2 separate regions of the Mus musculus genome follow, and region 1 is linked to region 2. A link is a loop called in an ENCODE intact Hi-C map of the cell type or tissue named here. Cell type or tissue: heart. All regions are shown on one strand. Each heading gives the region's core, and the rest is flanking DNA. Links, peaks and the distances in the headings are about the cores only.

Region 1 (16,892 bases), core at 4,235-12,234, 110 kb before region 2:
GATTTTGTAAACAAAAATGTTCTTAATTGAGGTAATATTGTTTAGTAGTTTGTTCACTCCATCACAGTGTGTCTTCTTTTTAGAGAGGTTTTGGGATCAATACTTAGATAACTGTGTTTCCCTAAGCTACTAAAATCTGTGTATTGGGATCCTTATTCATTCATCTCATGAGGTCTTCACTACTAAGAATCATGAGTCCAGGTAATTAATTATGAACCCTACATTCATTCCTAGTTCATCTTTCATTACTATATGTACATGTCTCTTCTTGACCAATATGGACTTTTACAAGTAGCTCTTTTTCTTAAATATGATTTTAAAGAAATCAGTGTCCATGCATACAAATTCTTTTCAATATTTTACTAAGAAAATTATTTTTAGCCAAGTGTAGCAGCACTGAACTGGCATCCAGTTCTTGGAAAATGGAGAAATTGGGATTGGGAGTTCAAGGTCAGTCATATTTATGTATTTATTATCTTAGTTACTTTGAACTAAATTGAAGTAACCTCATGACCAAAGCAAATTATAGAAGAAAAGTTTCATTAGGGCTTATGGTTTTCAGAGGGTGAGTCAATGACAGTCATAGCAGTGAGCATAGTGCATGGCAGCAGACAAACAAGCATGGTGTGGGAACAATAGCTGAGACACCTTACTCTCATCCATAAACATGAGAGAGAGAGAGAGAGAGAGAGAGAGAGAGAGAGAGAGAGAGAGAGAGAGAGAGAGAGAGAGAGAACGAACTGAGTGACATGGACTTTTGAAAACTCAAAGTCCATTTTTAGTGGTATACCTTCTCAAACAGAGCCATACCCCCTAATCCTTGTCAAACAGTTCCAACAACCTAGGACCAAGAATTCAAATATAAGACCCAATGGGAACCCTTCTTCAAACTAACACACACACTAAAATCATGTGGAAGAAAAGGAAGGAGGAAGCAAGGAAGGAGGAAGGAAGGAAGGGAGAGACTGAAGAAGGGAGGTACAGAAGGAGGCAGGGAGGAAGAAAGGAAAGAAGGAAGGAAAGAAAGAGGAAGGAGAAGAAAGAGAGAGAAGTAAAGAGGAAGAGAGGAAGGAAGGATAGAGAGAAGGAAGGAAAGAAGTAAATATTTCGTGTTTATTTGAAGTTTCCCAATTCTAATAATTATCTTTAGAAATATAGCACATGACGAGAAATTTTGGAAGGAAAAAGTACTTAGAAGAAAAAAATGGTACAGATCTGCACTTATTTCCAACAATAAATACATAACTACCTTGATAAGAGTCAGAAAATACTACCCCAAAATATGGTAACTTGCCATTTGAGAAACTAGCAGAAACAAGGAGGTGTTTCACTGACCTGCCATTACCCTTGAAGCAAGCCAGAAAAGTGTTCTTGAGCCTTCTATAGCACATAATCTGAGCCTCATTTTAGGAGGTCTACTCTGTTCCCAGAGCAAAGGAAGGAACAAGCACAAGGAGGAGAAGCCAACAGACAGCTTTCCCTAGATCTTGTTGTCCCTTTCCTCCAATCACATGTCTGAGTGGCTCTCCATAACATGTACATTTCTCTCTTTCCATGTCTTCAATTTCCCAAGGCTCCTAAGTGAAATAAAACATCATAAGTTTCAGTGTTTCTTTTTTTTAATCTAATTATTTTATCATAGAAATACCAGTCACAAAAATCAATGTGTAAAAAAGTAAATCTCCCATAAACCACTTTATAATTTCCTTAAAAGGATCCATTTTTATAAAATCCATCTTATAGCTTCTATTCCACAGACAAAGTTGCAGCCAGGTTAGATAGATTATAGATATGTAAATAGGTAGATAGATGATAGATTAGGTAGATAGGTAGGTAGGTAGATAGATAGATAGATAGATAGATAGATAGATAGATAGATCAAATAAAGTTCTTTTTCCTACTAAACACAATTATAATTTAAATTTTTCTTGACAATAGTGATGACAGGCATATCTTGGTTATGTCTTTATTACAAGTTGTATTGCAGGACTAGAGATCAAATGTAGGGCCTTGTGCATGCTAGGCAGGCACTCCTCAAGTGAGTGCATCCTCAGCCAATCAAGTCTTAGTAGGTATTTAGAATAATTATTTAAAATAATTATGTTTGGTAATGTTCTTTTGAATTTTGGCACAAACTTTTCATTATTTGATTAGGGTAAAACTAGCTTTCTATGTTTGAAAAGCTCTTGTGTAAAGGCAGTCTCTGTTCTTTACCCAGTGAGCCATGACATTGGAACAACCTAATTTTGTCTTCCCTGCAATAGAAACCTTCTAATTTAGTAGATGTCACAGACCACAATTCATTCAAGGGGCTCCACTTAGCTGATACTCTGCAGGTACATTTCCTATAGTTGATGCTGATATTGGGGAATTAACCTTTCATGCTTCTTTCCACTTGATCCTACCTGTTGACATTTGTATGCCAAAAAAAGAATATATCAGTAGCATGAGAAACTAGATATGAAGTTTCAAAGTGCTTGTCTGCCAGCTAGACAGTTTTAGTTGAGGAAGGTGACTGGGATGAGTGTGAGGATCTTGCCAAACATTGAGATGTTTAGAAACAGGGTGTGGGGCAAGAAGCCAGTGAGAGTTAAATCACTGGGAAGTGCACAGATGGTGGTAAGTGACAAATGGACTACACAGAGGAGAATAAAGGTGGATAAATTGACTAAGACAGAGACTTCATTCAAAAAGAAAATTGAACAGTTTACCAAAAAAAGCCACCAGCCTTATGTGATCAAAAGTACATCTTGCTTTGATGTTTTTCATCTTGTTATTGAATGAGAATTATCTTGATTCAGTCTGGAAAAGAAAGGAAAGATCAATACTGAAAATGTTCATTGAAGATTATGAGAGAATTGAGTGATGCCAAATAAAAGGTTTGATATTTGTAGTGTTGTGAGGCTGGACTAAAATGTCTTCATTCTACACAATGATGCTCTGTGGTTTTGAATATAAGAACTGAAAGGGGGAAATGCCTATAATTGTGATTATTTATATGCATCTTACTCTTTTTTAATTTTTATTGCTATTTTATTATTTTATGTGTCTGTTGACTATATTTTATTTAATGAATTACTGAATAAATATACGCATACAGGGATTGCAAAATTTACTTTATGGCAAAGTTTTAAAAGTATGATAACACAAAACAAGACTTGGTTTCTATGTGAGCATATTTGAAGCATTCAAATGAGCACCTTTCCGTTTATTTCAATGTAGTTGCTTGAATATGCTTGGCCCGGGGTGTGGCACTATTAGGAGGTTTTGCTTTGTTGAAGTAGCTGTGGCCTTGTTGGAGGAAGCATGTAACTGTGGAAAAGGGATTTGAGACCCTCCTCTTAACTGCCTGGAAGACAGTCTTCTCCTGTTGGCCTACAGAACAGCTCCTCCAGGGCTATGCCTACCTGGATGCTGCCATGCTTCATGCTATGATACAATGGACTAACCCTCAGAACCTGTAAGCCAGCTGCGATTAAATGTTGTCCATTTTAAGAGTTGCTTTAATCATGGACTCCCTTTACAGCAAAGGAAACCGTAACTAAGATAGTAAAGATTTCTAATTCTCTGACGAATTGTCTTATAGAAATGAGACATAGTGGTGCTTTCAATCTTTCCTGGCTGTGGGTGAGTAAAATGAACCAAAACTGTATGCAATCAACGATAATATCAGGGTTGTTGATATTTTTTTATTTTTTATTTTTTTTCCTTCTGGGATGTATGGAAATTGTAAACAATACTAAACATTTAAAACATGAGAATTTAGATTAATTTTCAAATTAAACAATACGTTCAAACTCTCTTTCATTTGGTTGTTGAGTCTTTGTACTTTAAGCAAGATGTTTAAATCTGTTTATCATCCTTATCGTTTATATGGTTTGTAAAACTAGATAGCACTGGTCATAGTTTGGAAAGAGAGACAAACACACATGCACATGCGTGTATGTGTTCATTGTGTGTGTGATGCATTGTTTGTGTGTGCAGTGTATGTACTTGTTAGTATAGATGCATGTGTGTGAACATGGCTGTGGAGGCCCAGCATTGATGTTATCTGTGTTTTTTCAACTACTCATCACCTTTACGTTTTGATAAGGAGTCTTTTGCTGAGGCTGCTTGATTCAGTTAGACCAGAAGACCAGTGGCATCTAAAGCTCTTTCTGCCTTTACATCCATCCCCTTGTTCTGTGGCTGCAGGCACATTTTCACCACCAGATTTTTACCAGTGTTCCTGAGATCTAAACTCATGTCCTCATGCTTGTACTGTAGGAGGTTAATGGCTCTTAATTAACTTCCCGGCTTTACATATGCCCTTTTAACTCATGGAGCTAGAATAACCCCATTATATTTCATTTCTAATATTTTGAGAAAGAGTCTAAACAAAATTGCCTGTCTGTTTCTGTCTCTTTGTCTCTTTCTGCCCTGCCAGTCTCTGTCTCTCTGTCTATCTCTGTCTCTCTCTTTCTCTCTCCCTCCCTCTACTTCTCTTAGAGTTTTAGGAAGTAACATGCTTCTTGTTCATCAGTGACACTAATATCATCTCAGTAAAAAGAGGTGTGAAAGTCCATTTCTGTCTAAGCTTGCAGGGACAGGCTGGGTGTTTGATAGACATCTATATAATTTCTATTGTAAAAGAAAGAGTTTTGTGGGGGACCTTTATCTTTAAACCCAGAGTAACTGAATGCCAGTAGTATGGATAAAGATAATTGTGCTGCATAACTGTTCTACGAGGAACAGTTACAGGAGGAGCTTGAGAAAGGGATAGAATCATGCCCACATTCCCTACAGTTTTCTTTTGTCAATATCGCACTGAAGTTCTCGGGATATTTTACTCTAAAGACCGTAAAACTAGACTTCAATTCATTAAAAAAAATTATTTTCGGAAATCCTCACTTGGCTCCAATCACCCCATCTACCCCATCTATGAACTCCTGGAACCAGCTTTGTAGAACTAAAGCTGCAGGATCCCCATGATACAGGGCAATAATAGGACATCTGAACAGAGTCCCTATGAGGATCCAGTATTGATACTATGGCAAAAGCTAGAGGCCTCAAGCTAGACCACTGACTCATGGCAATGAAGATTTGCAAGTAAAGCTGCTGTTTAGGCAAATGAGTACTGTCTTGGGATTTTCCCTGTCTAATTACATTAGGGCAGTGGGAGGCCTGTGATTGGACAGGGGAAAGGGAGGCGGAGCTAAGAGTTGCAGCGACAGGGCATCTCAGGTAGCAAGAAAACCAAGATGGCTGCTGATATGCACTCGTGGCTTTTCCAGCCACAAGTAGGTATGGTTTCACAAGGTTAAAAATATTGGGATAAAGCTTTTATCATTATCAATTGGCTCTGGAATTATTGTATTGGCATGTTGTAAATTGTGGTTTTGTTGATATATAAATCTTATTGGTTAATTAAGCTTTAAGATTCTTGATTCAACTGGGTTACAGGGTATTGTGTTATAAACCTACAGGATGGCTGGTCTATTTGGTTACTGTAGTGTGGAACCGCTGGTTGCAGAGAATTATAGCAGAGAAGGAACTAGTGGCTTGTGGGACAAGCGAGCCAGAGGCTGCAGGGGCTAGCCACAGATAAATGTTGGACCGGCAGGAGAGCAGAAATGTGGTCAGGCACTGCGGAGAGTTGGTAGTATTCTCTGTTTCCTGCAACAGAGTATACTACATGACTTCCTATGACACGCCACAGCTTCCATAGTGAGGTCAGTTTATGTTGTTTGTTTGCTTGCTTATTATTTTATTTTTTGTTTTCTTTTGTAGGGTCAAGGTTGCAAGAGTAAAAGGCAGATTCATCAGGATGGGAAAATGAGTGGAATTGGGGTACGTGTTGTGAAACTCATAATGAATCAATAAAAAGTGTTAAAAATCAATTCATGCTTAAAGGAGCCTTTGGCAAATGCTGAGATTCATCTGCATAGATCATTATTTCATATGGCTAGAACAAATGGAAAGAAGTCTGTAGGAAAAACATGTCCTTACCCTAAAAAAGCAGATCCCATGGATCAATTACCAAGACAGGAGTTAAAGTTATAACTCACAGGTATCAGCTGCCTTAGATAAATGGTCGTTCTTTTAGTCAATGCTGGAAACTGACCTTCAACTAAATTATTCTTGGATTTGAACTTTCTTTTCACCCTAAGAGATCATACCTACAAATAGTAAAATGGCAGGAAAATGTAAAATAGAGAAATAGCAACAGAGAAAAAAGAAAGTGACCAAGTGGTACATCAATTTATAAATCATTTGCCAACACAAAGGGATTTAAGATTAATCTAAGCCATATAAACATCACTTTTGTCTTTTTCCATTGCTTGATAACTATTAGGAAAATTTACTGTAAAGGAAAAGATATATTTTATCACTATCTCTTCCCTAAGTCCTCTTGGCTTGGTTTTAGTGGACATATTTTGTTATTAGAAACTACAAAGGAGTCATGAGATTCCAGGCAGACTCTTCCAAGGCTAGTTAAAAGCAGCAGCATGTTGACACACTTCTCAGACTGCCAAAGCTTGGGTCCAGATCACTGATAACTGAATACATAATAAAGTTACCAAATTTCTCTACGTTTTAAGTTTAAAATGGTGCCTATTCATCACATAATTTGTAAGGGTGATAGTGGAATTGGACCTAAGCAAAAACAAGGTTACCACACATTAACAATAATAATAACTAAGCATTTCTGTGAGAGTATATCAGTGTGTGTGTGTGTGTGTGTGTGTGTGTGTGTGTGTGTGTGTGTGTGTGTAAAACAAGTACAAAAGCATATAAATGCTGTTTGTGCTTTAAATAAACTATTTTTTTTCTTAGTTGTTTGAGATAAGCTCTCATTCTATAGCTTTCACTAGCTTGAAACTCACTAGCCAAAAGGTTATGCGATAGCCTAAAACTTGTAGCCATCCTCCTGCTTGTCTTTCCCAAACACAGCAAGTGTTTGGACAGCAAGTCTGTGCCATCATACCCAGTTTACACTATATTTCTCCAGAGCACTTTTGTTGAAGTAAATATTATTTGGGGATATCTACCCCATCTTAGATAAGAGCCACAAAATCTTTATATTTATAATAAGCCTTAAACTGGACAGGTGTCAACCCTTTGTGCTATTTTATCTACTTCCCTGTCAATAACCCGGAGATATCACTTGCCATGTTCTGCTTGGGCTTCTCCTATTCCAAGAGGCAGGCCTTCATGGCCATGATCTACATACTCCATGGCAACTTCATCCTTCCTCTTTCTCTCTTTTCCCTTCCTTGTGGTCCCTGCCTCAGATACCAAGCCCAGGAACCAAGGACATTCTCCCCAGTTATAGACATCTTTATTAATCAATCACAGATAACTTGGGGGACAAAGTTTGTACAACAAAAGCTGGTATACATGAGGATCTGCTCATTTTAGACCAGTCAAATCTTCAGGTAGAGAATTTCGCTTTTGAGTGCATAGCAGCATCATACCAATCTAAATGTAGAGAGCTGGTCTGGTCCTTCTGTGTATTCAAGAGTTAAATAATGTCCTGCATGATCTAGCTGCTCCCTGATGAGAAGATCCTCACATACACCAGATGATGCTATGTAACTTTGGTCCCCAAGTTAATTGGTCAATAAAAGGCTAAAGCCAATGGTTGGGCAAGTCTTGAAACTATTTAAACTTATATCCCAGGGGATATATGTCCCTTATTACTCACTGTTTCTTCTGGCCCCATGCTCATGGTTCAACTCCTCTCATGGTAGCTTCCTCATTCTTTGCTCTCCTCTCTTCTCCCTCTATCTGCAAGGTAACTGAAAACCCTCCTACTTCTATCTACTGCCCAGTCACAGGATTTAGCCTTTTAGTGACCAATTCCCTTTGAGAGCAAGGTTACATAGCATCATTTGGTGTATGTGATGAGCTCCCTGTCAAGATCTTGGGAAATAGTTTTTAGCATCTGAATACATAGCAGTACCAGACCAACCCCCTCCAGAAGCTGTGATTGGAGAATTGTTAGGATACAGTGAGTTGTTGGAATTCACAGAAGGGATTTATTCCAATTCTCTTGATATTGCTTCCTGGGAGACTTAGTGTATTCATAGATTCTGAAGAAAAGGAAACTAATAAGCAAAGTTACAGTCATAGAAAGAGCAAAGACTTGTTCATCAACTCAACACATACTCACCTCACTACTCCCAGGACCACCTTGAAATGCTAGAAATACAGCTCTCTAAATGGGAAGCTAAACTTAAAACTGCACACACAAAACAAATTGCTTCCAAAGCAAATAAGCAAGTGAATGGCCAGTATTTCACGCTATGCTGCTACTGAGGGAGGATGGAGTTTGCTGTGTCCACCGTTTCCTTTGTAAGGTTTATTCCCTTTAAAGCAGCAAGTTTACTGGGTCTTTGCTCCTTTACAAGTATTTCCATGTTTTTCTGAAAGACATAGCTATTGAGGTAGAAATGCTTAGGCTTCTCAGAATAGACCTCCCATGGCTAAGAGCCCTTATTCAGGAAGGAACAGAGAGGATGTGGAGTAAAAGATCCCTTTGTTGGGCTTTAAATCTATTGTCTTCCTTACTACTCATCTCTTTAGCCAAGGAAGAGAGAAATTAACTGTGATGAAGAATGAGAGCCAGAGAGAAACGTGTAGGCATTGTCAAGGTGAACCCATCCACTATTGTCTCCAAAATGAGCTTGATGCTTATTTTCCTGGTCTCCAGAATACCGCCTTTATTCTTGGTTTTCCTTTATTTTTCCATTATTCTCCAAGGCAACCATGTACAAAGAAAGTCTATGATCAGCTTGTAATGAGAGCTACAAAAGGATGCCCTCTTATTTCCTAGCTCTGATCTGTAGGTATTGAGAGTTACAAATATTATCAGCTAGATAAGTTACAAAAAAAAAGATGGAAAAAAAAGTTTAGCCTCCAAAGATCCCAGGGTAAAACATATTACCAAAATATTTTAAGAGCATACAAGAAAAATCAGAAAATGGGAAAACAAGCATGCATACACCATGCAGACATACATATTTGCACATGAGCAACGCACACAAATACATTACACACACACACACACACACACACACCATGAGCCTAGGATATGCTAAGAAAACATCAATTTGGCACTTAGATGCTTTTTTGCAAGCTCTTCCCTACTTATACGTCCACCCTGCCCACCACATAAACTCCTAACCCCTACTTCCTTTGGCACCTGCGGTCTTCTAAAAGTCCTGACAAACAAACAGAGAGTGCTGAACTCATCCAATTCCCAGTGAAGATTTAATTTCTCCTCTTGTGTACTGTTCCTATAGCTGTTTTATTTAACTTTCTGAGCTCTATGTTCTCATTATACACAGAACTAATAATCATACTTACTTCCAGATTCTAATGTTCATTCAACAAGATCATAATGCTGTATAATTAGAAAATAACACATACAGTTTATTGATTTTTATAATCATTGTCATTATTATAAGGCTCATCAAATGAAGATAACCACATAAATAAAAGACACAAGTCATCTGACACACAATTGAAGGCACAGGCAAGTGTCAAAAGGTCTTGAAAGTACAAACTCACTTAAGACCCAGGCATCCTAGGTCAGCTACTATCACCTTAAAAAAACCGAGATACTTACAACTCCCAAACTCAAAATAGCTCTGAAGTGTTGGCAAAGATATCCTTGTTGTGAAGGTACATAAAGTGCCCTTTGTGAATTTCTCTCCCCAAGTGTTAACTGACAAACAGCATGCGACACACTTGACAGTCTCCTTCAAAGGGAGTGTAAAGAAAGTGCCTGAAATACAGAGAATTTGGCTGCTCATTATAGACCCCTCTTTGGCAAACATCATGTCAAAGCATCAAAGCTTTTCAAACGTTGGAGGACCTGACTTAGACTGAGATAAGAAAAGCTGATAAAAAAAAAGTTATCCTTGATTTCCAGTGTACATTTGTTTAGTATAATTGTTCTTACAAGCTGAAGTACAGACAGAACATAATTTAATTGAATTCATGTGAACAGAAAACTACTTTAAAATTATGTTTCTCATGGTTTTCTACTCCTAACTTTTAGTGCATAACAAGTATCAGGCAAGCAAACTTCCCCAGTGAATCCCAGCCCTTCTCTTAAGTCTAATCTCCTCTCTCCTTGATATTAGAAGCTGCCTAGGACTTATTTAACTTCTTAGTAAGTCATTTCTTAGATTGTCATAGGACTGGGGCTTTCTCCTTGAATGGTCGATGCTTTATCTTCACTGTTAAAATGAAAATAATCTTTCAAGTAAACTGAATCCCAACCTGTGAGAAGTTCCCTGTTTCGTGCACATACTCTAAATACATGGGAATAGCAGGTAAGACATATATTTTTGACAAAAGAAACTATAGATGTGGATCATTTTATAAATCAGCATGCTCCCCCTTTAACAAAATTCAATTTTATGATTTTCAAGAGCATCAAGATTGTGCAATGAAAGATTGATTTGCTAGGCCATCAATGCAACCATTTACTTTTGTTTCATTTTCTCAGAACTGGTTTTTATATAGGCTTTAACTCTTTTCTAAATATCAGAGTTGTTTTTAGAATGTAAAATTCTTGAGGACATGGACTCAGCAAAATTTTGTCAGCAATGACGTTGTCCAGGCACCTTGCAGACTTTATAATAAAACAATAAGACCACAGTCCCTGCCCTTTGAGATCTCACTCTCCAGTCAGGATGAGAAAATTATAAATAGTTCCATGGAGTATGGCAGCTGATACCATGGAGATAAACTGAGGTCAGGGTGAATTATTTGAGCATTGGAAACTCAAAGCAAACACAAAGGTGAGTGCAATAGAACAGAGATCTTAGAAACAATGCACAGTGATACCCACCTAGTTTTTGACTAATAAATAAATGTGTCAATACCTCTTTAACAAACAGTGCTGAGAAAATTAAATAGCCACATAATATATGAACAAAACTATTTCTAATCTTTCACAAACATAAACTAAAAATAGATCAAAGATCTTATCAAGATCTATAATATACAAGAACTTTTTGAAAATTAATATAATAGCAAGTCATCAAAAATTTGCATAGACATAGGGGATTGTGTAAATTAAAAATCTGTATAGCAAAGCAAGCAATCTCAAGAAACAGTAACAGGAAAACATCTCTGCCAGCAATACATCAGAGCAGGGTCAAGAGCTACAACAACAACAACCCCCCAAAACAAATACGAGATCAGATAAAATATTGCAAAATAACAAAACAACAGCAACAAAAAACAAACACTCTAAGACACCTAAGCCATCCAGTCGGTGAGCTAGTGAACTGAATTGGTAATTTGTGAAATAAGAAACACACTCAACCAATATTTGAAACGAAAATTAAATCTACTTTGAGATTTCATTTCACCTCAGCAAGAATGGCTAACATCAAGCTACAAATTCCGTCCAAGATGTGGGTCAAAAGAAACACTATTGATTACTGGTTGCAATGGAAAACTGATGTAATCACTATGGAAACCCGTATAGATGTTATTTTAAAATTAAAAAAAAAAGTACTTGTAGTTTTTCTTCTTTCAATAATTTCTTGTATCAATATCTAAAGGATTCTAATCCCTAACACAGAGATATGTAGTTATGCTTATTACTGCACGATTCATAACTAAGAAATATAACCAACCTATATGTCCGTCAACAAAAAAGTGATAAATAAGCATGATAGAATTTTATCCAATCATAAAGAAAAAATGAAAAATACATTGATAAGGAAATTAACCAGCCTCAAAGGATGCCATGTTTTCTTTCCTATATAGTACCTCTCAGTTTTAAGTGTGTGTGTGTGTGTGTGTGTGTGTGTGTATCATAAAACTAGAAACAAGACAATCAGAAGAGAAGATGAGATCTTAAGGGGTGGGGGAAAAAGAATAAAGAAGAGTAATGGAATACATGAGACAAGGAAGCTGAAGAAGAGCTGTGACCAGAGCAACCCAACTCTGGATCCATGGCTCCAGATACATATGTAGCAGAAGATGGCCTTATCTGACATCAAAGGGAGGGGAGGTCCTTAGTCCTATGGAGATTTGATGCACCAGCATAGGGGGATGCTAGAGCAGTGAGGTGGGAGTGGGTGAGTGGGTGGTGGAGAACCCTTATAGAGACAAAAGGGGAGGGGAGATGGGGTGGTTGTGGAGTAACGGGGAAGGCGGATATTGTTTGAAATGTAAATGAATACAATAATTAATTTTTAAAAAAGAAAAGAAAAGAAAATAGGATGTTACTGAGAAAACTTCTGAAAGAGAAACCGAACTAAGTTAATTACCTGTCTGATGCAAGTGTGGAAGGAGCTGGTGAATGAGAAGAGGGAGACCTACCATAGTATAGAGAAGACGAAACGGGCCCAAGCCGAGAAAGGCCAACTTTCCTAAAATAAGCCATGCAGGAAAGTTGTCAGCACTTTGATATTTATAAGCATGGGGCAATTGACCCAAAATTTGACTTCTACTTGCAGACAGGGGAGTTGAGGAAGGTTGTATCTTCGAGGGCATTTGAGGCAAGGCTTAGGACACTGGATTTGTTGCACATTGTGCTGAAAAACTGCATTTGTCATCCATTGCTAGTTTAACACATCATCAAAATGGCATCAAAATTACATCTTGAATGCATTTATAACTTTCAAGGACCAATGTAGTCCAAGGAACCTATTCCCCTGCCTGCTCCAGCTTCTGATTGTTACCATTCCCTTTATATATATATAACTCTCTCTATATCTATATCTATATCTATATCTATATCTATATCTATATCTATATCTATATCTATATCTATATCTATATCTATATCTAATCTATATATTCTCTTCTCTCATACATCCTGACTGCAGTTTCCTTTCTTCCACTCCTCACAGATCCTTTCCACAATTTCCCTCTCCCCCAGATTCATTCCTCCTCCATTTACCTTCAGAAAAGATCAGGCCTTCCAGGGATATCATAACATAACAAGTTATAATAAGACTAGGAACAAACTTCATACCAAGTATAGATCCCACTACTCCATTGGCACAGCTCTTCATCTCACTCTGACTCTTCTGCCTCCATCTTCTATACTTCTGGACCACCATGAAGATTTTGATTTTCATGCAGGAAAATCTCATCTTAAACGGCTTAATGTATCCACACCTGTTTACACCTTCTGCCAGGTAAGACAATAGATTTGTAGGTCGTGGGATTACACATAGGTATATAGGTAAATGATTTGTGATAACAATGGTTATTACAGGGCTTCAGAAAGGACCAGTAAGATGCAAACATGTACTTGTCTGGAAACCATGACCTTTTCCTAATCCATGAGTTTCAGAGTTTTAGTAGCATCATATAAATGTGTTATTAAAACACCTTAGGTATTTAAAAACCTAATGTCTTAAATTCCAGTATATATCACTCATGTTCTATTTCCCCCAGTTCAGTGGTGTGTGTACTTAGAACACTGGGAATATGTATGACATATGTATGACTATGAGTTTTTACTCATTTGAAGGATATATATATATATATATATATATATATATATAGAGAGAGAGAGAGAGAGAGAGAGAGAGAGAGAGAGAGAGAGAGAAAACCTAAATTCTTAGAACTATATGGAACATTTCTCATTAGAAGTCAAAACCAGACATGAATGAGAAATTTCACCACCAAAGTAACCTGTTCTTGGAAGACTTTTTATGACCTTGAGTCTCATATTTTAAAGGAGCAAAATATGCTTTCCTGCAACTTTTATTATGAGAATTAAGGAATATATAATGTTGATGATTATTTTGAAGTTGGTGGTATGAATTAAGAAAACTGCCCACCCACAGTCGCAGGCATTTGAGTATTGGGTCTCCAGGTGACAATGTTGTTTGGAGAGGTTGAGGAGGTGTGACCTTCCAGAGGAAGTGAATCATAGCAGGCTTTGTGAGTTTAAAACCTCTCGGATATTTTGTTGTTCTCAGCATCTTGCTCTTGATTCAGGATGTGGGCCCTCAGCCTGTTTTCCAGTGGCCGTGCTTTCTACTTTCTGCCATTCTTTTACTGCACTATCAGAGACACTTATCCCTCTGGAACCAAAAACCCAAATAAACCTTCTCTTCCTTGAATTGCCATCAGTCATGGTGTTCTACCAGAACAACGGAAAAATAACTGATACATATGAAATTCATCGTATATTATGGATCAAATTCTATATGAGCATATTCAATAACATTCCACTCATCAAGGACATGAAAAATAAAGCTGAGATATTGTCATATGTAAAATCAAATAAAATACAGAGTAGTATAATGAAGTGAGACATGTTACTGCATGCCTATAAACTGCATTTGATATGCTGAGGCAGGATCTTTTGAGGAAAGTTGAGACTATAGAGGAAGATCTGTCTTTAAAAGAGAAAACAGAAAGGGATTGCATCTTAGTTTCATCATGAATATTTTATCAAGTTTCTTGCAATTCACTATTCTTAGGAGCCACTTTCCACCGTGGAACTTTCCAGTGTATTTCTCTGAGTCCAGGCTGACAACCTTATTCTTTTTATTTATTAACATGACTTATGGATATTGAAGAACAAAAGCTAATACTATTAATGTTACCAGGAATCCAAAGCTGTTTCCAATCCTTTTTCCTTGCTCCAAATCGTAGTCACTCTAAAGATGTGAGGACACAAGATATTCAGAATTTGGAGGGACTTAGTAATCATTTTCTTGGAAGTATTAAGGTGGTCCTCTGGCTAGCATCATTGGCTCATAAGAGGATGAGAATGAACACTGAACAAGCAAGGACAGGCTCTTAGGGATGCTGTGAATTTACACATACGCATTCCAACCCATATCAGGGCACAAATATGAGTGTGCAGCATTCAAATGGCAGGCTTGAGACACTGGGAAAGCACTGGCATGAAGTCAGAGAGGCTTGCTTTTAATCTGTAGCTGAGAGGCAATGCACGAATCATTTATTCCATTTCCCTAATATTTTTGACTAATTCACTCAAAAAGACATTTATCCAGGACCTTCCAAGAGCATGGAGCCTTTCTCGGCAGGTGTGTGGGATAAGCTAAGGGAGAGACAGTGACCATGAACAGAGGCAGAAAGCACTGGCTCCTTTCAAGTACTTGTTTGTAGAGTATGTTTAAGACATATGGGAATTATTTTCTTCACAAGCTATATTCTTCATCCCAAGGATTGTGACATGCTCTAGAAAATGACTTTAGCAGAAATGTATAATACAGACAGAAGTGGGTAAGTACTAGTTGGACATTTTCCTTTTGTTTTTATACTTTAAAAATTCCTGAAGATATCGACCTATTAAATATTCATCTGTAGACATTTAAACTATTGAATAATGATTATTAATTCTTCAATCCATCTAACTAATTATATTTAGTGATGGGAAGACTCATATGGCATCAACAAAGACATAACCTATAAATTAATGTGGTTATACTTAAGAATGACTATGGTTCTAACTTTTCTGTCATTGCACTTTGCTCAGAGCCTAGTCTTTTTCCAGAAAAACACTACAGGTACTTGAAAGCTTTCCATTTAAAATAACTGAAAAAAAGTAAGAAACTTTTCCTTCGATTTTCCTGGATTTTTTTTTCAAATGTACGATACATTGGCCTTCCTAAGATATTTTCAGGGAGTATTTTTTATTACATGCAATTTCTAGTTTCAAAGCTTATCTTAAAATGAAACTGCAAATATTCCGTGTCACTGGTTATATATATATATATATATATATATATATATATATTGCTATTGAGATGGATTTCTGGAAGAATAACTGGCTTCAGGATTGTTCCAATAATAATAATAACAAGGAATAGATTGTTTGATAAATCCTTAATTTGCAACTATCTTGACTGGGCCAAGAAAAGATCATGAATTCTAACCCCACTGTGGGCACTCCAGGGCTGGGCACTCTATCGTGGTTTCAGGCTGCTTCCCTGCTCGTTAGTAATGTAGGGAAATGTTTTAATATCGCTATCAATATCACCAATGCAGGAGGGCCAGTTGGGAGGGACATAAAAATCTATAAAAGATACATCATAAGTTAAGGCTGTGATATTAACCATGTGGTTTCTGATAGCGAGTCTATAACTTGAAACAAGCTCAAAATTAGAGATCAGAAAAAAAGAAAGACTAGATGAGACATCTCTCTATGGAAATAATTTATATTAAAGCAAGTGGAAGTGACAGAGCTAATGGGAGAACCATAGTCTAGGATGAATCTTGAAATGCTGAGTACTGAAAACTGAGGACTGCTTTACAGGAAGTTGTTAGTTAAGAAGTAAATGAATGGTGATTTACGTAGTACTGGTTCCTTGATACTAATTTTACTCTTTCACTGCAGTGCTGGAATTACATAAAATAATCTTTTGTCAGTTGAGAAACATAGGCTACACTGAGTAACATTAAATACTCACAGTCAATACTCCTTTACTGGGTGCAGAAAAATTACACATCAGGCAGGCAGACAGACAGACAGACAGACAGACAGACAGACAGAGATGGCAGAGAATATGTATATAGATGACCAATATATAGATACAGATAAATACATTTGTAAACAGATGAGGTAATGGTGTAGAAAATTAGTGTCAAAATCTGAAGACATGCATGCAGGTGTTCTTTTACTAATGTTATTTTTTAATTTTTTCAAACGTTACAGAAAAGTTCAAGGAAAAATTTCAAATAGTAAAAAATAGACGCCAAAAAGTGTAAAGCAGATATAAACAATGATGTCTCCGGGCCATCCTATCAAAGTAAATACTGTGCACAGCTCCTTCACCCTATCCACTACTTTTATATTTCAGTGGCTTAGATTATTTTATTATTGATTGATAATTAGCTCACTAGGAAACAATTCCTGAGCCCTGAAGTCATAATTATAATATTTAGAA
Region 2 (16,892 bases), core at 5,846-13,845:
TAGAGTAAATACAATCTTTCCTCTCCATCTCTTCTCTTCTCTTCTCTTCTCTTCTCTTCTCTTCTCTTCTCTTCTCTTCTCTTCTCTTCTCTTTCCTCTCCCCTCTCTTCCCCTCATCCCCTCTCCTCTCTCTCTCTCTCCCTTTCTCTTCCCCCCTCTTTCTTCTCAGTGGCTATTCTGTGTATGTGTACCTGTATACACATATGTATACATGTGCATGTAAAACAATAAAATTGCTATATGTTTCAAGAAACAATAAAAAATAGTTATTGTGTCTGAAGGTTATTTTTTGAAAAGGACCTAAACAAAAAAAATAGGAATACAGACCAACTATTAAATTTATATACAAAGAGAATCATGGAGTTATGGTAACATTTTCCTATATATGTAAAACATGCCATATAACATATTTCTATAGACGAAATTAAAAGTATTCTGGTGATTGCTCTAACAGAAATGGAAAGTAAATAAAAGTCACAAAATGTTTTCTAAAAGCTTCATTATATGTTTCATGAAGATCATTGTATGTGCTATGAGTATAATAATTTTGCTTATTCATAATGCATTTACTTAACAATAATTATGGAAAAACAGCTGTGCACAAAAAGTACAAGGACTAATCTTCCCCTGGAGGAACCTGTTATCCTTTATGTTCCCTAAAACATGATTTAATGTTTGCCAAATAATTTAAACTTTTTTTATATATCTTTGCCAAACATTTCCTCCTCTGGGGTTTAGCTCACTGAGGAACCAGCATTCATTCCCAATACATGGAGGATCAAGAAACTCCCTTTCCAGAGTGAAGCATGGCTTGTTCTGTCCAGGGAGAGTCCAGCCCACTACAAACACACCACAAAACACAATGCACACCCAAATCTCCCACTCAGTGCCTTCAATCAGCCTAATTTCCACTGACTTCAAAGGGAATCCAAAAGAGATATGATGGGGAAATAATTTGGCAGCCATACTGACACATCCTCAAGGCATGGTGTGTTAAAAACACAAACCTTTCACGAAGCTAAGTGCCAACAAATGATACTTCAACGTTTTCAAAGAACTTCCCAATGGTCTAATTAAACTTTGTGAGGTCAATCAGTATTATTAGCCTGGTTCCATAGATAAGGAAATGGAAACACAGGGAGGTCAAGTGATGTGCCCAGGCATTCAGAGTTCAGCAGTGTTCAACACATTAGTGTTTGAACTCCAAGAGCCTGACAACCAAGGAATGCTTCAGTTATTCATCCTGTTCCCCTCACTATGATTTATCAGCCACTTTGATGGACATTCTTTATAGCTATTATAGGTGTGATTTAACATCTGAAGGTGAGGAGGGTACTTATTATACATCTAAAAAAGCAACAACAATTTCTTATCAAATAGCTGCACATCAAGGCTGGATTAGAGCAGAAAGGCTTCAGCTGAATGTGAAAATCTGTTGATAGAAAACTTTAAAAGTAACTAACACACTGCTCATATGTAATTTCCCCTCTATATCCTAGTGGTAAATATGAGCAGATATGTTTTCCATCATGAGTAAAGCCAGTATAAATCCTTATAGTTCCCATAAACTGCAACATATTTTCTCAAACTGTATCACCGGAAGAGTTCATCTAGAACATCATTAAGTCAAGCTGTCACATTAAAGTGACATAACCCAAAGCTGTAGCCTCAGACTAAATTGTTCAATTACCCACATTTCATTGACTGCTCACTATTAGCTTAAAGGCCATCTTTTTAATAGAGATGCTGGTCTAATGGAGTATAATTTACCTACTACTAATATCTTTATTGCAAGTTCATGCAAGAACCACCATCAGCAGTTTAGTTGCTGTCTAGCTTGATAACCATCCAGCAAGCTGCTTAACCTCTCAAGGCTCCTGTGCCTCACATGTAAAATTTGAATTATATGCCATATAGTTTTGTTGTATGAATTAATCTTAGTATAGACCTTAGCACAATACCTATCAATTACCTGGAATGAAGCAAGGGCTCAATCGCTGTCAGTTGTGCTAGAATGAACATAGTGGAGCTTGCAGATTGGTCAGTTCATCCTTACTCATTTTTTCTTTAATATTTGGTATCTATTTTTAACTCATTCATTCATTCATTCATTCATTCATTTATATCCCAAACACTGCTCACCCTCCAGGTCCTTCCCTCACTGAGTCCCTGCTCCCAACATCTCCTCTTCTCCTCTGAGAGAGTTTAATACCCTGTCCCCCTCTATAATCCTCCCACCCTGGTACATCAAGTCTCTTCCAGACTAGGTACTTCCTCTCCCACTGAGGCCAAACAGGGCAGTCATGAAAACTAAGCTGCCTTTCTGCTATAGATGAGTTGGAGATCTTGTTCTAGCCCTGTATGTTCTTTCTTTGGGGGCCTCAGATTCTGAGAGCTCGCAGTAGTCCAGGTTGGCTAACTCTATTGGTCTTCCTGTTGGGTTCCCGTCTACTTCTGGGCCTTCAGTCCTTTCCTTAGCTCTTCTATAAGTGCCCTCGACCTCTGTCTAATGTTTGGCTGTGGGTATTTGCTTCTGTTTAAGTCAAATGCTGGGTAGAATCTCACAGAATATAGTCATGCTAGGCTTCTGTCTGCAAGCATAACAGAGTGATGTTAATAATGTCAGGGATTGGTGCTTGCCCATAGGATGGGGTTTGAGTTAGGTCATTTGTTGGTTGCACTTTCCTTTGGTCTCTTCTCCATCCCTGAACTTCTTTTAGACAGAACAAATTTTGACTTGAACATGTTGTGGGTGAGTTGGTGTTCTTACCCTCCCACCAGGTGTCCTTTTCAGGTTCCATGTCCCCACTGTTAGGCATCTCAGCTAAGGTCACCTGCACTGACTTCTGGGAGCTCCCCTAGTCCAGGTTTCTGCTACTTCCTTGAGATTCTCCCCTACCCACTACCCAAGGTAGCAGCAGATATCCACTCTCCTGACCCTCTGGGCCTCTCTCCTATATCTCCTGGCACCTAGTCCTGCTCTAGATTCCATTCCTCCTCCTCTCTCCCCAACCAGGTCCCTCCTTCCCTCTGCCTTTTATGACTATTTTGTTTCCCCTTCTAAGTGTGATTCATGCATCCTTGCTTAGGCCTTTCTTCTTGTTTAACTTCTTTGGATCTGTGGGGTATTTCATGAGTATTCTGTACTTTATGGCTAATATCCATTTATCAGTGAATACTTACCATGCCTGTCCTTTTAGGTCTGGGTTATCTCACTTAGGATGATATTTTCCAGTTCCATCTTTTGACTACAAAAATCATGATGTCCTTGTTTTTAATAGCTAAGTAATATTCCATTGTGTAATTTAACCAAGTTTGCTGTATTTATTCTTCAGTTAAGGGACATCTGGATTGCTTCCAGTTTCTAACTATTATGACTAAATCTGCTATGAACATAGTGAAACACATTTCCTTGGGTTATGATGAAGCATTTTTGGTTATATGACCAGGAGTGGTATAGCAGGATTTTCAGATAGAATTATTTTTATTTTCCTGAGAAATCTTCAGGTTGACTTCCAGAGTGGTTGTGCAAGTTTGCATTCCCACAAGCAATGGAAGAGTGCCCTTGTTCCACATCCTTGATAGCATGTGCTGTCCTGTGAATTTTTTATCTTAGTCATTCTGATTGGTATAAGGTGGAATCTCAGCATTGTTTTGATTTGTATTTCCACGATGGTTAAGAATGTTGAACATTTCTTTTTTTTATTATTGGATATTTTCTTTATTTACATTTCAAATATTATCACCTTTCCCAATTTCCCTTCCTCCTGGAAATAACCTATCACATCCTCCCTCCCCCTGCCCTCAATTCCCCTATACTGGGGCATCTATCGAGCCTTCATAGGACCAAGGACCTCTCCTTCCATTGGTGCATGACAAGGCTATCCTCTGCTACATATGCTGCTAGAACCATGTGTACTCCTTTGTTGATGGCTTAGTCCCTCGGAGTTCTGGGGGGTCTGGTTGTTTGATATTATTGTTCCTCCTTTGGAGTTGCAAACTGCTTCAACTCCTTCAATCCCTTCTCTAACTCCTCTATTAGGGGCTCTGTGCTCAGTCCAATGGTTGGCTACAAACATCTACCTCTGTATTTGTAAGGCTCTGGCAGGGACTCTCAGGAAACAGCCATATCAGGCTCCTTTCAGCATGTGCTTGACATCCACAATAGTGTCTGGGTTTGGTAACTGTATATGGGATGAATCCCCAGGTAGGACTGTCTCTGGGTAACCTTTCCTTTAGTCTCTGCTCTACACTTTATCTCCATATTTGCTCCTGTGAGAACGTTGTTCTCCTTCTAAGAAGGACCAAAGTATCCACACTTTGATCTTCCTTCTTCTTGAGCTTCATGTGCCAGAAGATGCTCCAACATGTAATAAGGACACATGTTCCACTATGTTCATTGCAGCCTTATTTATAATAGCCAGAAGCTGGAAAGAACCCAGATGTCTTTCAACAGAGGAATGGATACAGAAAATGTGGTACATTTACACAATAGAGTACTACTCAGCCATTAAAAATGATGAATTCACGAAATTCTTAGGCAAATGGTTATAACTAGGAAATATCATCCTGAGTGAGGTAACACAATCGCAAAAGAAAACACATGGTATGCACTCACTGATAAGTGGATACTAGCCCCAATGCTCCAAATAACCAGAATACAATTCACAGACCACATGAAGCTCAAGAAGGATGACCAAAGTGTGAAAATTTCTTTTTTTTAAACTATTTGTTTAATTATTTTATGTATATGAGTATACTGTTGCTATCTTCAGACACTGCAGAAGAGGGCATCAGATCCCATTACAGATGGTTGTGAGCCACCATGTGGTTGCTGGGAATTGAACTCAGGACCTCTGGAAGAGCAGTTAGTGCTCTTAACCACTGAACCATCTCTCCAGCTCCCACTGAGCCATCTCTGCAGCCCGAATATTTCTTTAAGTGCTTCTTGGCCATTCAAGATTCCTTGGTTGAGAATTCTGTTTAGTTCTGTGCCCCATTTTTAATTAGGTTATTTGGATTTTGGAGTCTAACTTATTGAGTTCTTTATATATTTTGGATATTAACCTTTGGTTGGATGTAGGCTTAGTGAAGATCTTTTCCAGGCTGCCATTTTGTCCTGTTGACAGTGTCCTTTGCCTTACAAAAGCATTGCAATTTCAGGAGGTCCCATTTCTCAGTTGTTGATCTTAGAGCCTGAACCACTGGTGTTCTGTTCAGGAAATTGTCTCTTGTACCAATACATTCAAAGTTATCTCCCACTTTCTCTTCTATTATGTTTAGGGTATTCAGTTTATGTTGAGGTCCTTGTCCAGACGCCTTACTGATTTCCTTCTTTCTTTCTCAGCAACAAAGTCTTTTATATTCTTCCTAGGATAGCCCATTAAGCCCCACTTAAATCATTCCACTGCTTTCCAAATCCACAAAAGTCCCCAAAATCAACATTCTTCTAGACAAAAACACGGTCAGGCCTATAACAACAATACCCCAGTCCCTGATACCAATTTCTGTCTTAGTTAGGGTTTTACTGCTGTGAACATCATGACGAAGGCAACTCTTCTAAGAACAACCTTTAATTGGGGCTGGCTTACAGGTTCAGAGTTTCAGTCCATTATCATCAAGGCAGGAGCATGGCAGCATCCAGCCACGCATGGTACAGGAGGAGCTGAGTTCTACATCTTCATCTGAAGATTGCTACCAGAATACTGACTTCCTGTCAGCTAGGATGAAGATCTTCAAGCCCACACCCAAAGTGACACCTCTACTCCAACAAGGCCACACCTACTCTAACAAGGCCACACCTTCAAATTGTGCTGCTCCCTGGGCCACACTAAAACAAACTATCACAGGCTGAAATTTCAGAACAGATATAGGTCATTTTCATCATGAAATTCTAGAAATTCAGTTCCAAAGTTATTCTCCAGTAGGAATTATCAGTGTCTGGATGAGAGTTCTAAGACCATTCAGGCAAGAGTAAAATAGGAACAGTGTTCTAATAACATGGTTTCTGAGACTACTTATACCGAGGTTGATAAAAACCAATTCATATATGTCTATGAGAATTGGTTAGTAGTGATTCTTTAGAAGGCTCTATAGAGTAATAATTCTGAGGTTAAATTTATTTGGAAAGAGATCTATCATCAACTTCTATGTATGTAGTGGTCACTGAAGGGACAAATATGAACACAAATACCACTCCTTCTTCATTATAGTATCGTATTTCCTTAAGTAAGTTTGCTCTGGGTATGAAGTACTAACCACTTCTCTTCCATAAGATGAGAGCCCTAGCTAAAAATATGCTGTTCTAGAAACTCAGTTGTACAATACACTTCACCTGGCTAAAGGTGGCTCCATAATTAGATTTACATGTCTGGTTATGCCTCTCTCAATGAAGACATTTGATATCTCAAACATTTCACTAACATATCCCGTTTGAAATTATATCCTGATCTGTTAGATGGAAAAACTTGGGCACCTTTCCTCTTGGGCATGATTGTCCACTGCCTAATTCACTGGAATCTGTTCATATGTTGTAATGCATTATAATCCTACACCTGTAATGAATGAATGCTTGGCGTAGACACCACAGATGGGATTCACAGTATGGGCTTAGGATTTCTTCCAGTGGACAGGCTTACAGCTGTCTCAAATGTGATGGCATTTGCCTCATGACAACATTTTCCAGTGGCATCTCGAAAGGTAAATTAGAGGTGGTCTTAGCTACTAAAATGATTTGAACTGAAAAATAGAATTAAATAATAGTTTCCCCCTTTCTTTCTTTCTTTCTTTCTTTCTTTCTTTCTTTCTTTCTTTCTTTCTTCCTTCCTTCCTTCCTTCCTCTCTCTCTCTGTCTCTCTCTCTCTCTCTCTCTCTCTCTCTCTCTCTCTTCCCCTCTCTCTCTCTCTACCTCCCTCCCTCCCTCCCTCCCTCTCTCTCGCTCTCTTTCTCTCTTTCTTTCTTTTTATTAGATATTTTCTTTATATACATTTCAAATGCTATCCCGAAAGTTCCCTATACTCTCCCTCCTCCCTGCTCCCCTACCCACCCACTTTCACTTCTTGGCCCTGGCATTCCCCTATACTGGGGCATATAAAGTTTGCAATACCAAGAGGCCTCTCTTCCCAGTGATGGCTAACTAGTCCATCTTCGGCTACATATGCAGCTAGAGATATGAGCTCTGGTGGTACTGGTTAGTTCATATTGTTGTTCCACCTATACGGTTGCAGACCCCTTCAGCTCCTTGGGTGCTTTCTCTAGCTTCTCCATTGGGGACCCTATGTTCCATCTTATAGATGACTGTGAGCATCCACTTCTGTATTTGCCAGGCACTGGCATAGCCTCACAAGAGACAGCTATAACAGGGTCCCTTCAGCAAAATTTTTCTGGCATATGCAATAATGTCTGGGTTTGGTGACTGATTATGGGATGGATCCCCGGGTGGGGTAGTCTCTGGATAGTCCATCCTTTCATCTTAGCTCCAAACTTTGTCTCTGTAACTCCTTTCATGGGTATTTTGTTCCCTATTTTAAGGAGAAATGAAGTATCCACCCATTGGTCTTCCCTCTTCTTGATTTTCCTATGTTTGACTGAGAAGCACCTGAAAAAATGCTCAACATCCTTAACCATCAGGGAAATGCAAATCAAAACAACCTTGAGTTTACACTCACACCAGTCAGAATGATAAGATCAAAAATTCAGGTGACAGCAGATGCTGTTGAGGATGTGGAGAAAGAAGAACACTCCTCCACTGCTGGTGGGATTGCAAGCTTGTGCAACCACTCTGGAAATCAGTCTGGAAGTTCCTCAGAAAATTGGACATAATACTATCGGAAGATCCAGCAATACCTCTCGTGGGCATATACCCAGAAGAAGTTCCAACTGGTAATAAGAACACATGCTCCACTATGTTCATAGCAGCCTTATTTATAATAGCCAGAAGCTGGAAAGAACCCAGATGCCCCTCAACAGAAGAATGGATACAGAAAATGTGGTACATTTACACAATGGAGTACTACTCAGCTATTAAAAACAATGGATTTATGAAATTCTTGGACAAATGGATGTATCTGGAGGATATCATCCTGAGTCAGGTAACCCAATCACAAAGGAAGTCATTAGATATGCCCTCACTGAGAAGTGGATAATAGTTTTCTGATTTCTGTGTGTGTGATTCTCTGGATCAATCATAGTCCAAAACATCACATAAAATTTTTCGGAAGTCAGCAGTTAATAAGTATTAAATACCTTATAGTATATTGTTATAATTGTTACATCTTAATATATTTTATTTATTTTTGTATTTGTGTGTATTTGGATGTGTGGGCACACACTATGCAAGCGTGTAAGTCAGAGGAAATCTTGAAGAAGTACGTTTTCTCTTTTCATCATGTGGTGTACATGTGGGCATTTCCTAAGTTGCAGTAGTAAGCAAGTAACATCCTTACCCATTGAACCATCTCAGCATGGCTCAAATTATTCCATTTCATTTAGTTTGTTATAATTTATCATTGATCGTGCTGTATCTAGCATATGAATTGAAATATGTCATAGAAATATATGTATCAGAAAAAAGTAATCCACATATCTTACACTGAAGAGATGTTATATCTTCCTTTGAGTGGACAGACACTAGGATTTGCACAAAAAGGCACAATTGCAATTAAATGTCTACTATAGCCAATGAGACAAACAATGGGAACAAAGCCTAGTCCATTAACAATGCCTGCATTAAATCAGTTCTGGTCTGAGTTTCAACCAAGCCTGGACATTTTCATTCTTGGCAGTCTTCTTTCCAGTCTGAACTCCTGCTAGTAAAGATGTTGCCTTTGCTGATGGAATGGGAGTGGCACATAGGATGTGGGGCCTGCCAGGGCTCTTGCTCTCCTGTGTGTTGCTCCTGTTTTCTTAGATGTAGCTTTACCTACAAGAGGTTGAGCCCAGTATAGTCTTTAAAGCAACACAGAATGATCTCTTGGAAACTGGCCATCTCCCATCTCGCCTGCTACTATCCAACTTCATAATTCACTGGAACAGAATGTTGCTCTGCTAACTCTTTCCTCACATAAAATACCCATTGGATTTCTGCTTGTCTATACCAGTGTCTCTGAAATTTTGAGGGGAAATAGATTGCTGGGGCCAGATCAGTCTGCCTATGTTTCCTTGGGGTTCAGTCCCTCCATGAAATTTCATTGGTATCCAATAAAAAGTCCAATATATTTAGAAAAATGAAGTTGCCAGATAATATTCCCTGTTCTGTAAAAGAGGGTTGTAGCCTGAGGATTATTAGCATAAAAAGTATAGCTCTGTTATATGAATAATCTTTAATCCCATCCAGAAAGTGATTTCCAAAATTATATGCTAGGAAAGATGGGGCTTTATCACCTAATTTCAAGTATGTCAGGCTGTCAGATAAATATTTACAACACATTCAAATTTAGCTGAACTTATATGACTTCAATCAGTGAAACTGTTTCCAGACCCCAAAGGTCACCAAAGCTGTTATCAGGACTCCTGAGATAGCTCCCACAATCAAAATCATGCTGGAAGCCAAATGCCACACACTTTAGGCTTCCTTGAGTCCTCAATAGCTGATAGGAAGATAATCTCCTCCTTTCTGTCCAAGGAAAACACCTTGTCACTCCCCCTCCTCCTCCTCTTCAATGACCCAATGCCCTTTTTGTCCAGTTGAAGGGTCTAGCCAACTCCCTGAAGCTACTGTGCCTTTCTGCCCTGGAATGTGCTTTTCAAAATGTTTAGGCTGGAACTTGAAGGGTATGAACTAGTATGATCATTGGGAAGGGGAGTGAAGAAATCTCACAGTAGCGGGCTCTGAGCCAAATGTCCAGGGTAAAGTTATCTGCCTTAAAAAATGTTAGAAGGGTCACAGAGGTGCCCAGAGTGGGAACCTGCCAATTAAAAGAGTGTGAATGAGACTTATGGGGCTGGCGAGGGTGACAGGACCACAGCCATCATCTGGCAGGAGACAATTCACAGATAGGTGTCTGACAGGCTAGCCAGAGTTCTTGGGAGCTTATGAATGATTCTTGGAACTATGTTCTATGTTGCAAACTGTTTTGTTCAGATTAGAAGTGCTACTTGCTGACTCTAAAGGTTACAGCAATTACAATGAGCACTTCATTTCATTAAGAAATGGGCACTGGAAAGGTTTAGTTAGTGGTCATGTGAAATAAGTAGTTGAGTAGCAAAAGTTGGAAAATTTTAAAATAACATATTTTCAGGGTTTCCATCTACTTCTTTGAAATTTTCAAAGAACTAAAAATAAATCATAACGTTAGAATCAGGAATAATGCTATGTCTCGGTAATAATAATGCTTCTGAGCCTACGAGTGTGGTACCACATAGGTCCTAGAGGCTATAATATAGAATCCATTCATGCCATCTTACTAGGATTAGATTTCTCTTCAAATATGTGACCCATGTATTGCAATGAAAGGGGCTGAAATTCAAGCATGTTTCCTTGAGTGGTGTGTTCAAGTGACCATGACCATTGACTTCTTAGGTGTGTCTAGACCACATATGAGACTAAAATAAAACTCTATCAAAATAGGATAGTTCAGGGTTCATGGGGATAAATGTATTTTGATATAACATTAATAAGAATTGCCATTTCATACAGAAAATACACAAGCCTTAAATTGCAAGGCAAAGGCTTAAATAATAAAATTTCTGAGTTCAGATTTATGAATATTAACTTTAACTTTTACTATTCTTAACTGTAAACTAATACCATTAGATAAAATTAAGAGCTAAGAATTTAGAGTTCACTATATGAGAATTTCAACATGTTCTAAAAGCTTCCTAGGAATTAATTTATTTAACTATCCAAACAAATGCTGTGTAGTGGGTATTTTTATTAACATAATTTGAAAGATGAGTAGAAGTCAGGTGATTTTGGGGCTGAAGACATAGCTCAGTTGTTGTAGAGCATTTGCCCAGCACAAAAAAGGGTCTGACTTTAATACTCAGCTTAAGATGAAGGAAGGAAGGAAGGAAGGAAGGAAGGAAGGAAGGAAGGAGTGAATGAATGAATGATTAGATCCAATTTAGAACTTAAAGCAAAATTCAAATGAGATAACTTAGCAACAAAGCAGACAGTAAAGACATCTGCCAACTATAAAATTACTAGCTTAGTATTATAGTGGGTTTTGCACACATACACATACACATACACAAAAGTTTTCTCATTTGGTTGTGGTATGACAGAGGGGAAAAATAGAAAGTAGAGCAACATGGCCTAGCTTTGAAAAGCCCTCATTTCCATATTACCTGTAAAGATGGAATTTAGAAACAATATCAATTTCATTCGAAAGGGTGCTTCCAACATCAGAAAATGTGTGTTCTATAATGCTGACCTGTGCTGCTGACATGTTTTTGCTGTTTAAAATGCAATAGGCATTTACTAAAGCAGAACAATTATTACAGTGACACTTCAGTGTGGTAAGTTAAGTATTTGTTGTCAGTTCTCAGGAAGATAATTGATAGGTCTACTCTTATCTCAGGAGAGTTCTCCAAAGAAAGAAGAGGTTGGAGCGTCTTACTTCTGGGTGGCCGAGCACTCCAGAGTGGTGTTAACAAAATGAAAGCAGTTTCTTCGCTAAAACAGAAAGATAAACTGTGTTGTCAAATTGCTGGGTGTATTTTTACCACACAGAGGGAGTGTCAGTAAGCCCCTCCTATTACGGAGACAACGAATTCATTGTGCCAAGACGCAGGCTTCCAGACACCTGTCTAGCACACTACTTGAACACAATTTCCGTTCCACTCCACGCGTTCTCTTCATCCTTCCTTGATATCCACACTAACACTTGGCAACATCCAGGCATGGCCGCTGTTCACAGCTCTCGGTGACATCTGTGAGACATCAGTTGGTCTGGTTAGAACACACAGATCCATCTTCCCAGATTAACAAGAAAAATAATTTGAATTCAATCTGGGAATTCAGTAGATCACGGGAAAAGCCAGAACCTGCTGGCTTTAAGTTCTAAGCCTCCACTGTCCTATCTTGAACATTTCATCCTTTCTGATCACTCCCAGTTTTACCTGGTTCTGCCATCACTACTTTAACATTTGGAAACCAGTGCAAACTCCTCTTTTCTTGATAAGTCAGAAAATCTGTTATTCAATACATAATGGCCTTTCCCAAGGGCCACTCGTAAACCACTCTGGGTTTCTTCCTATCATGCCTCATATAGACTGATGCCAACAAATGGTTTGAACTGCATGAGGGGATTGAAACAAAAGCATAAATTGCCTAAGAAGCAGAGTAGACAACTGAGCTCACTCCCTCGGAGCCTGGGTCACTCCAAGTGTCAAGGAACATCAGAGATTTAAAGTTCCAAGATGGTGTATTCATTCTGATTCTAGATTTAGGAAAACTGGCAGCACCCAAAGCACGGAGAGCTGTACAAATTCTGTTTTGGCAGAAGCTTTCTCTCCCCACCGCCCAGTTGCGAGGAGGGGTGTTTGAAGAGCGATGGGAATCTGGCTTTCTCTCCTGCTGCAGATGAGAAGTGAAGTAAATAACCAATGATGACTAGCCTTGGCGTTGAATATCCAGCATTTATTAAATGCACTCAGACTTTCAGTAAATTAAGAAAGTGATGGCCCATGGGGCCATACACACCGTTTATGGTACTAAAATACTTGAGAATGAAGGTTGATTTTTGTACTAAGGTTTATGTACTATAATTGAAAGTGTGTGTATGGGCAAAGAATAGTAGGGGCCATGTTTCTGACTTATGGAAATTATACCTATTATAAAACTGATCTCAACAAAATGCAATTGATTAATTGATTTTTCTTTTGTAGATAGCACACAGAACATGACCTATTCAAACTCTTGTCTGACCCGTATACACTCCAAAACTTTTTTACACTTCCACATTGCTGTTAATCACCAAAGGAAGTTAGGATAGGCACTCACACAGGCCAGGAACTTGAATGCAGGAGTGGTTGCCAACACAATGGAGGAGTGCTGCTTACTGGCTTGCTTCCCCTGGCTTGCTCAGCTTGCTTTCTTATACAACCCAAGACTACCAGCCCAGGGATGTACCACCCACAATGGGCAAGGCCCTCCACCTTGATAATTTATTGAGAAAATGCCTTATAGCTGAATCTCATGGAGGCATTTTCTCAAGAGAGACTCCTTTCTCTGTGATAACTCCAGCTTGTGTCAAGTTGAAACCCCAAACCAGCCAGTAAAATTGACCCCTTGTCAACTTGACATACAAACACATCACTATTAAGCATCAACCATTACTTTCTTATTCATCCCCAAGATATAATAACTTTAAAAATCCAACAGTCTTTATAAGTTCTTACATACTAAAATTACAATCTTGTTTAATTATGCAATATCTTTTGAAATTAATTTCTTTTTTTACAGTTCAAAGTCTCTAAACTGTGGGCTCCACTACAGTATTTTCTTACTTCAAGAGAGAAAACATATTAGGGCACAGTCACAATAGAAAACAAAATTAAACTCTGTCCAATCTCTGTGATTCACTCATAATCTTCAAGGCTCCACTAAGGGCTGGGGTCACTTCTTCAGCTCTGCCCTTTGTAACACACACCTCATCTTCTAGGCTTCAGTTGCCTGTTCAGGCTCTACTGGTGCTTCTGTTTTTGATGGTCATCTCATGGTACTGACATCTGCAAAACAGTGCTGTATTATGCTGCAACTAGACTTTACAAATAGCCTCTCATAGATTCTCTTCATGGTGTCAAGCCTCAACTCCTTTGAAACAGAACTCTAGCATGGCAGTGGTGGCACACACCTTTAATCCCAGCACTTGGGAAGCAGAGGCAGGTGAATTTCTGAGTTCCAGGACAGCCTGGTCTACAGAGTGAGTTCCAGGATAGTCAGGGCTACACAGAGAAACCCTGTCTTGAAAAACAAAACAAAAAACAACAAAAAAACAAAAACAAAAACCCAAAAGAACAAAAAAAAAAAACAGAACTATATCAAACTCATCAACTTCAAAGAAGCAAGTGAAAGAAGTATGTGTTCAGAGAGCATGAAAGTGAAGGTTCACTCGAGCCCCGGGCTACCTTGCCAGCAGAGTCTTGCCCAACACCCGCAAGGGTCCACACGGGACTCCCCACGGGACCCTAAGACCTCTGGTGAGTGGACCACAGTGCCTGCCCCAATCCAATCGCGCGGAACTTGAGACTGCGGTACATAGGGAAGCAGGCTACCCGGGCCTGATCTGGGGCACAAGTCCCTTCCGCTCAACTCGTGACTCGAGCCCCGGGCTACCTTGCCAGCAGAGTCTTGCCCAACACCCGCAAGGGTCCACACAGGACTCCCCACGGGACCCTAAGACCTCTGGTGAGTGGATCACAGTGCCTGCCCCAATCCAATCGCGCGGAACTCGAGACTGCGGTACATAGGGAAGCAGGCTACCCGGGCCTGATCTGGGGCACAAGTCCCTTCCACTCAACTCGTGACTCGAGCCCCGGGCTACCTTGCCAGCAGAGTCTTGCCCAACACCCGCAAGGGTCCACACGGGACTCCCCACGGGACCCTAAGACCTCTGGTGAGTGGATCACAGTGCCTGCCCCAATCCAATCGCGCGGAACTCGAGACTGCAGTACATAGGGAAGCAGGCTACCCGGGCCTGATCTGGGGCACAAGTCCCTTCCGCTCGACTCGAGACTCGAGCCCCGGGCTACCTTGCCAGCAGAGTCTTGCCCAACACCCGCAAGGGTCCACACAGGACTCCCCACGGGACCCTAAGACCTCTGGTGAGTGGATCACAGTGCCTGCCCCAATCCAATCGCGCGGAACTCGAGACTGCGGTACATAGGGAAGCAGGCTACCCGGGCCTGATCTGGGGCACAAGTCCCTTCCGCTCGACTCGAGACTCGAGCCCCGGGCTACCTTGACAGCAGAGTCTTGCCCAACACCCGCAAGGGCCCACACGGGACTCCCCACGGGACCCTAAGACCTCTGGTGAGTGGAACACAGCGCCTACCCCAATCCAACCGCGTGGAACTTGAGACTGCTGTACATAGGGAAGCAGGCTACCCGGGCTTGATCTGGGGCACAAACCCCTTCCACTCCACTCGAGCCCCGGCTACCTTGCCAGCTGAGTTGCCTGACACCCGCAAGGGCCCACACAGGATTCCACACGTGATCCTAAGACCTCTAGTGAGTGGAACACAACTTCTGCCAGGAGTCTGGTTCGAACACCAGATATCTGGGTACCTGCCTTGCAAGAAGAGAGCTTGCCTGCAGAGAATACTCTGCCCACTGAAACTAAGGAGAGTGCTACCCTCCAGGTCTGCTCATAGAGGCTAACAGAGTCACCTGAAGAACAAGCTCTTAACAGTGACAACTAAAACAGCTAGCTTCAGAGATTACCAGATGGCGAAAGGCAAACGTAAGAATCCTACTAACAGAAATCAAGACCACTCACCATCATCAGAACGCAGCACTCCCACCCCACCTAGTCCTGGGCACCCCAACACAACCGAAAATCTAGACCCAGATTTAAAAACATTTCTCATGATGATGATAGAGGACATCAAGAAGGACTTTCATAAGTCACTTAAAGATTTACAGGAGAGCACTGCTAAAGAGTTACAGGCTCTTAAAGAAAAGCAGGAAAACACAGCCAAACAGGTGATGGAAATGAACAAAACCATACTAGAACTAAAAGGGGAAGTAGACACAATAAAGAAAACCCAAAGCGAGGCAACGCTGGAGATAGAAACCCTAGGAAAGAGATCTGGAACCATAGATGCGAGCATCAGCAACAGAATACAAGAAATGGAAGAGAGAATCTCAGGTGCAGAAGATTCCATAGAGAACATCGACACAACAGTCAAAGAAAATACAAAATGCAAAAGGATCCTAACTCAAAACATCCAGGTAATCCAGGACACAATGAGAAGACCAAACCTACGGATAATAGGAATTGATGAGAATGAAGATTTTCAACTTAAAGGGCCAGCTAATATCTTCAACAAAATAATAGAAGAAAACTTCCCAAACATAAAAAAAGAGATGCCCATGATCATACAAGAAGCCTACAGAACTCCAAATAGACTGGACCAGAAAAGAAATTCCTCCCGACACATAATAATCAGAACAACAAATGCACTAAATAAAGATAGAATATTAAAAGCAGTAAGGGAGAAAGGTCAAGTAACATATAAAGGAAGGCCTATCAGAATTACACCAGACTTTTCACCAGAGACTATGAAAGCCAGAAGAGCCTGGACAGATGTTATACAGACACTAAGAGAACACAAATGCCAGCCCAGGCTACTATACCCGGCCAAACTCTCAATTACCATAGATGGAGAAACCAAAGTATTCCACGACAAAACCAAGTTCACACAATATCTTTCCACGAATCCAGGCCTTCAAAGGATAATAACAGAAAAGAAGCAATACAAGGACGGAAATCACGCCCTAGAACAACCAAGAAAGTAATCATTCAACAAACCAAAAAGAAGACAGCCACAAGAACAGAATGCCAACTCTAACAACAAAAATAAAAGGGAGCAACAATTACTTTTCCTTAATATCTCTTAATATCAATGGACTCAATTCCCCAATAAAAAGACATAGACTAACAGACTGGCTACACAAACAGGACCCAACATTCTGCTGCTTACAGGAAACCCATCTCAGGGAAAAAGACAGACACTACCTCAGAGTGAAAGGCTGGAAAACAATTTTCCAAGCAAATGGACTGAAGAAACAAGCTGGAGTAGCCATTTTAATATCGGATAAAATCGACTTCCAACCCAAAGTTATCAAAAAAGACAAGGAGGGACACTTCATACTCATCAAAGGTAAAATCCTCCAAGAGGAACTCTCAATTCTGAATATCTACGCTCCAAATGCAAGGGCAGCCACA

Evidence for each region. A loop is a pair of places that touch in the nucleus more often than their neighbours do. Peaks named below come from ENCODE experiments on the same cell type or tissue, not always from the same donor. Only the 100,000 strongest peaks of a DNase experiment are listed, where the experiment ranks them.
Region 1: a loop joins it to region 2, with 4 times the contacts of the local background. A loop is called at or near these places in 4 of 42 quality-filtered maps.

Annotation. Positions count from the first base shown.
Region 1 is chr15:42,758,902-42,775,793 of GRCm38, forward strand. Gm41314 (a long non-coding RNA gene) reads left to right here. Exons shown (of 4, transcript XR_875324.1): 3 at 5,770-5,829. Among named protein-coding and RNA genes, the nearest start is that of Gm41314, 63 kb to the left of the region's middle. In heart, for the core only: no CTCF peak of the experiment used is centred there; no DNase peak of the experiment used is centred there; H3K27ac peaks cover 1,879 bases.
Region 2 is chr15:42,862,805-42,879,696 of GRCm38, forward strand. It overlaps Gm46505 (a long non-coding RNA gene), which reads right to left. Exons shown (of 2, transcript XR_001781596.1): 2 at 11,641-11,871. Among named protein-coding and RNA genes, the nearest start is that of Gm41315, 71 kb to the right of the region's middle. In heart, for the core only: no CTCF peak of the experiment used is centred there; no DNase peak of the experiment used is centred there; H3K27ac peaks cover 462 bases.